Linked DNA regions of Homo sapiens: region 1 is linked to region 2. A link is a contact called in ENCODE Hi-C or POLR2A ChIA-PET data. All regions are on one chromosome and are shown on one strand. Each heading gives the region's core, a stretch centred on a gene start or an enhancer-like site at or near the end of the contact. The rest is flanking DNA. Distances are from core to core; before and after follow the strand shown.

What was found. Hi-C counts contacts between places; a loop is a spot of excess contacts on that map. ChIA-PET counts read pairs that join two places held with the same protein, here RNA polymerase II (POLR2A). Pooled maps may share reads with other maps.
Region 1: a loop to region 2 is called in a map with no recorded cell type, with 3 times the contacts of the local background. The contact joins the promoter of RACK1 here to the promoter of DDX41 in region 2. A Hi-C loop is called at or near these places in 1 of 37 single-sample maps with no recorded cell type and 1 of 50 pooled maps. POLR2A ChIA-PET finds 5 or more read pairs at or near these places in 1 of 52 experiments (activated CD8-positive, alpha-beta memory T cell).

Annotation. Positions count from the first base shown.
Region 1 is chr5:181,242,557-181,245,435 of GRCh38, forward strand. It overlaps RACK1 (receptor for activated C kinase 1), which reads right to left and starts at 1,350. Exons shown (of 8, transcript NM_006098.5): 1 at 1,136-1,350. The coding sequence starts at 1,244. SNORD95 (small nucleolar RNA, C/D box 95) reads right to left here and starts at 820; the gene lies at 758-820. RefSeq lists enhancers at 1,145-1,204, 1,305-1,444, 1,525-1,594.
Region 2 is chr5:177,515,603-177,518,395 of GRCh38, forward strand. It overlaps DDX41 (DEAD-box helicase 41), which reads right to left and starts at 1,359. Exons shown (of 17, transcript NM_016222.4): 1 at 1,317-1,359; 2 at 1,123-1,233; 3 at 686-845; 4 at 517-591; 5 at 327-387; 6 at 83-219. The coding sequence starts at 1,343. RefSeq lists enhancers at 601-1,425, 1,454-1,723.

The DNA of each region.
Region 1 (2,879 bases), core at 100-2,599, 3.7 Mb after region 2:
GATAACTTTTTTTTTTCTTGAGATGGAGTCTCGCTCTGTCGCCCAGGCTGGAGTGCAGTGGCATGATCTCGGCTCACTCCAAACTCCACCTCCCGTGTTCAAGCAATTCTCCCGCCTCAGCCTCCCAAGTAGCTGGGATTACTTGGCCAGCTGGCACCTGCCAGCACGTCTGGCTAATTTTTTAACTAGAGATGCGGTTTCACCATTGGCCAGGCTAGTCTCTAACTCCTGATCTCAAGTGATCCACTCGCCTCTGCCTTCCAAAGTGCTGGGATTATAGGCGTGAGCCACCGCGCCCAGCCTGTATCCTGAGAACTTAATTTAGGTGCCAGAAATACAGACACCCTTTCCTGAAACTCAGACGAACTCAACAGCCACTTTGTGTCTTCTCTGCAACCAAATGCACAGCAGTTTGTGGCTGTAGAGTAGCTGGGGCCTCCTATGCCTACCTCTGAGGGCCGACAGAAATGTAGTAATGAATGCTGGAAAAGCCACTTCAGGCGCTACAGGATTGGATGCTTTTACTGAAACCTGTCCCACTCAACAAATTTTACGATTAACAGCCAGACATGATTCAAAAGTCAGACAATTCTTAACAGTGTAGCAGCAAAGCGGAAGCACAAGAAGCGTCTAAACGCAGTCAGGAACACAGGGATAGGGACGGGGAGAACCAGGGGCAGAAAAAGTAGGCCGACACTTGAGCCACGAGGTCCTCTGGAGTCCACCTGCCTCCCCACGAGCCTTGGGCCGGGCGGCAGCTCAGAAACAGCCTCTGGATTTCAGCACCGACACTCAGATGGCATGTTGGGGTCATCACCGCCCCGCCCGGCCCGTAGGCCCCCGGCCACACTACGAAGGAGAAGGCAAAAGATATTTTAAAAGTTTCCAACTCTCCAACCCTCCTAGCAGCTGCGAGCTGATGTACACGTAGGTTCTCATCTGCAATGTGGTTCGCCCGGGTTGAGGCCTAGGCTCGGGTCCGCACGCCCCAATTCACAATGGGGCAGAGAAGTCTGTCAGTCCCCGCCAACTCGCGCGCCACCGGCCTGCCACACCACACGCGGAATTCCCTACACGACACGCGGAATCCCCCAGCCCTGCAATCTCGGGTCCTGAAATCTACCTTAGTCCGTACCTCGAGAGGCGGAGAGGATCATGTCCGGGAACTGCGGGGTAGTAGCGATCTGGGTTACCCAGCCGTTGTGGCCCTTGAGGGTGCCACGAAGGGTCATCTGCTCAGTCATGGCGGCGGCGAGAGCGTGTGTCGCTGCAGCGACGAGGATGGCACTGGATGGCTTAGAGAAACTAGCACCACAACCTCTCCTGCCGCCGCCTTGCAGTGAAAGAGAGAGAGAAAAGCCCCCCGCCGGAACCGGAAATACCCGCTCGACCATGCAAAATGGCGAGCCCCATGATACATTTCTGCTCAAGATGGCGGCGCCATGTAATGCAAAAGGCAGAGGGAAATTGCAAGGCATCACAGTCCCGTCTTCCGTACAACAAAATCTGACTGCACTTTACAAATACACTCTGAAACAAGCACATTCAAGTGTTTAAAAAGGCTTCTCAGGGATGATGTAGAGCGAGAAGCGAAAGAGGTGAAGTGTACGGCACATTCCCATGAGGACCGCCGGGCTGCTTCCCCGCCCCTATGTGGCATAGCTCGAGCTCCGCCTGTTCCACTTGGTGCGGGGAGGGTTGACGGGGCAACCCCAGGGGAGCTTAATTTTCATTTCACTATCGTGGGTAACGATGGGCAATTTAAAAAGTAGAGTATTAAAATGTTAAAAATAAACTTTAAAACTGTGCTTCCGGAGGGTGTTCTCCCCTCACGAGGTTTTTGTTCTGATGCACACCAACTCCGGAAGGACTTAGTCCAGGCTGGACTAAGGCAGGAGAGGGTTACTCTGGATGAACTAAGAATTGGTCTCTTTTTCCCGGGCGCGGTGGCTCATGCCTGTAATCCTACCACTTTGAGAGGCCGAGGCGGGTGGATCACTTAAGGTCAGGAGTTCAAGACTAGCCTGGCCAACATGATGCAACCTCTTTCCAAATAAATAAATAAAAAAAATTAAAATTAGCCAGGCGTGGTGGGGGGTGCCTGTAATCCCAGTTACTCGGGAGGCTGAGGCAGGAGAATCCCTTGAACCTGAGAGGCGGAGGTTGCAGTGAACCGAGATCGCGCCACTGCACTCCAGCCTGGGCAGCAGAGCGAGACTCCGACTCAAATAAATAAATACATACATACAATAAAATAATAAAGTAAAAATTGCCCTGTGTGTTGCTAGACTGCCAATCCGTTCCTGCCTAGGCCAGAACACGGGAAGCTCTCGCAGAAACGGAAATGCCCAAAGGAGGACCTTAAGGTTCTGACTTCTGGGGACATCTAGTGGAAAGCTCTCTCTGGGCCCAGCCAGCGTACACAAAAGCCCAGGGGTCTGGGGGTCCAACTGTGCCCTGAAGGACGTGCCCAGACAGGGAAGCGGTGGAACACGGATACCTAACTGTCCTTCTGCCTTCCGCTCGACCGCAGGAATTTAAATAAGTAATGGCTCCCATTCTCACCCATCTCTGACTATAAGAGACAGTGTTGGCACCATGTCTATTCAAGTAGTTTTAAACAGGGGCACAGATCAGGATGATAGCAGCCACCAACATCTATGCAAAATAAAGGGGGCATTATACCTAAGTATATACTTTTCTATTTGTGACATCTATCAACTTTCGTTTCTCATCTGTGAAATGAGATTGGAAATAATATTAGTATCTACATTACATGGTGGTGTGGAAAGTGAAGAAGCAAATGTAAAGCGCCCTGAACAAGGCAGAGTAAATGTTGTGAAACTTAGCACCTCTTGGGTGCCAGGCCTTATTTTAGG
Region 2 (2,793 bases), core at 109-2,608:
GCTGAGCTCAGTGGGAGCCAGGACATAACCTCACAGGCATTTGATTATAAAAGTGTGGTATCTCTCTCCAGCCCCTGACTACCTGCAGGAAACTTCATTTCCTTGAAGCTCTTGATGGGTGGTGGGATACCGTCTCCCTCCACCAGGATGTGGTATTTCTTCCGCACGCGCTCATGTCGCTCTTCAGACATGCTCAGAACATAACGGGGTGGAGTCCAGCTGTGGATGGGTAACAGGGATCAAGAGAGCCCTGGGAATAGCTGGCCTGGGAGCATCCCTGCATGTACCATCCTAAGCAAGGGCAACTGCAGACTGTACAGACATACCTGGTTTTGATGGGGTCATCATACGTAATGCCCTTAGCCATCTCCTTCACTGACATCAATGCTGAAGAGAGAGACATGGCTCAGGGCTGGCTCCTGCTTCTGAGAAGCCAGATCCCTTGAGATATAACATGCCTGGGGCTGGGAGGAGAAGACTCAGTCCACCTTCTCACTATCCTGGCTACAACCATACCTCGGCCCTCGGCAACACTCTCCAGGATCTTCTCTTCTTCCTTCAGCTGCTTCTCCTTGGCAGACTCTTTGCGCGCTGAGAAAAGAAGTGGAAGATGTCAGACAGATACCAAAACGGTGTACCAGGCTCAGCTTCTTCTTTCTCGCCCAGGCAGTGCTGCCCAGCCCACCTTCAGCCTTCTCTTTAAGGTGCTGGTGCTGATCCAGGAGGCTGACGTTGGACTGAGGGCCTAGCGGGATGTCGTCCTCATCTCCCCGGGGTTCACTACCGCTGTCCTGCTGCTCTTCCTCCGCAGCTCCCTTGCGTCTTCGCTGCAGCAGCTTCTGGAGCTGAGGTTCCACCCGGGATCCACAGATAGGATGGGCATGGAGTCCACAAGGTCAGCGTCAGGATCCTGGCTTTGGGGCGAGGATCCTGTGCCCGAGGCGCAAAGCTGCCCTACCCCTCAGATCAAGCCGTCGGTCCCTCGTTTGTCTGGGGGCCGCGCCCTGGTGTACTGAAGCTCACTCCTCAGACTGCCCTCCTCCCCACGGAGGCCGAGGCCACGCCCGCCCCCTGCGACCCCGCGGTCACGGCCCCATCCCTCCCCGGACGCGTGCCCCTCACCAGTAGCTGCCGGCGCTGCCGTAACGGCACATAGGGCACGTAGTCCTCGTCGTCCTCATCTTCCGCCTCGGAGCGGCTTCCTCCGGCAGGCACCTCGTCGGTGCGAGCCCGCTGCAAGCACACGCCAGTCAGGCACGGCCTGCTCCCCTCTTCACGCCCGCTCCCACACGCGCGGGGTCTCGCCTCTCTCCTACCTTCCGTTCGGGTTCCGACTCCTCCATTCTTTGCTGCACGCATGCGCGCCACGGCGAAACCCCGCCTCATCCTTGCGTGAGACCCAATCCGATGTGAAGAGGCGAACGACGGCGCGTAGGAACGACCTCGGAGTTCCGGATCGCGCAGAGGGACAAATTTGTTCCGGAGATACTATCGCACGGCGAGGCATGGACGCTTTCATGGGTGGTTACGCGACAGTTGCCAGGACCGAGGGCGAAACCGGCTGCAAGGCATTGTGGGACATTGGAGGACTTGGAATATGCGCTAGAAGGCTCAATCCAAGCCCATTGGAAGAGGAAGACGTACGCAGCGGAGACAGCTGATCCGGAGTCGGGGCGGCCTGCCAGGTGCCCAACCTCTCCCAGAGCATGGCGTCTTGGGCACGCCCCTGCCGGCGGACAGTGCGTCCTCTAGGGCCGGGAGCTGCGGGCCGAGTTCGCGTGGGCCCTGCGCTTTCATCCCTGCCGGGGACGCCGGGGTTGCGGGATAAACCGCTCGACACACCCTGCCTCCCTGACTGCGCCTGTGTGACACATACGTTCACTGGTGGGGCACGCATCAGATACGGATGGCAGTGGTTTTGAAGTGGGAGGCCCTGTATAAATGTAAACGGTTATTACTGTAAATGCTCTAACAGAGCTGCCTGGGGGGCGCTTCCAGGGAAGCGTGGCAATCTCAGGCCGGGAGAGGAGAGGCGTCCTGGGCCAGGGCGCTGCAGGAATACAGGTCTGGCGATGTGCAAGTACACAGATTCACCAGGCAACAGCATTGCGGCAAGGGTGGGATGGGGAAGCCAGACCTAAGGCCAGAAAAGGAGATTGCGACCAGAGCATGCCTGCTGTGACTGTCAGAGTAAGTGGTTTCAACTTTATTAGAGACTTCTAAGGAATGACTTGGTCAGCTCTGTGCTTTCTTGCCTTCAAGAGTGTGTGCTGGGCGCTGGCACTGCGCTCAAGCAGATGATAATCAAGACACATACCTGGTGTGCGAGGAGCTTATGTAGATTGAGACTAGAAATATAGACAGATAACTGGTCTTAAAGAGAAAGATCCTAAGACAAGGTACCGCTTTTCGAAGTGTCATAGTTTTCACAGTACAATGGCCTCTTAGCTGGGATGTGAAGGATACACAGGAATTCATGAAGTCTTCTTTAGTAAAGAAAGCTTAGGCTGGGCACAGTGGCTCATTCCTGTAATCCCAGCTCTCTGGGAGGCCAAGGCAGGAGGATCGCTTGAAGCCAGGAGTTCAAGACCAGCTTGGACAACATAGCAAGACCCCATCTCTATAAAAAAAATAAGCTGGTGCTTACTGCCAGTCCCATGGTGGGTCTCAACCTGGGAGGGATGGAGGAGGACATGGTTTCTGGTCCTGCTCACAACACCCAAATACATGGCAATCTCAGGCCGGGAGAGGAGAGGCGTCCTGGGCCAGGGCGCTGCAGGAATACAGGTCTGG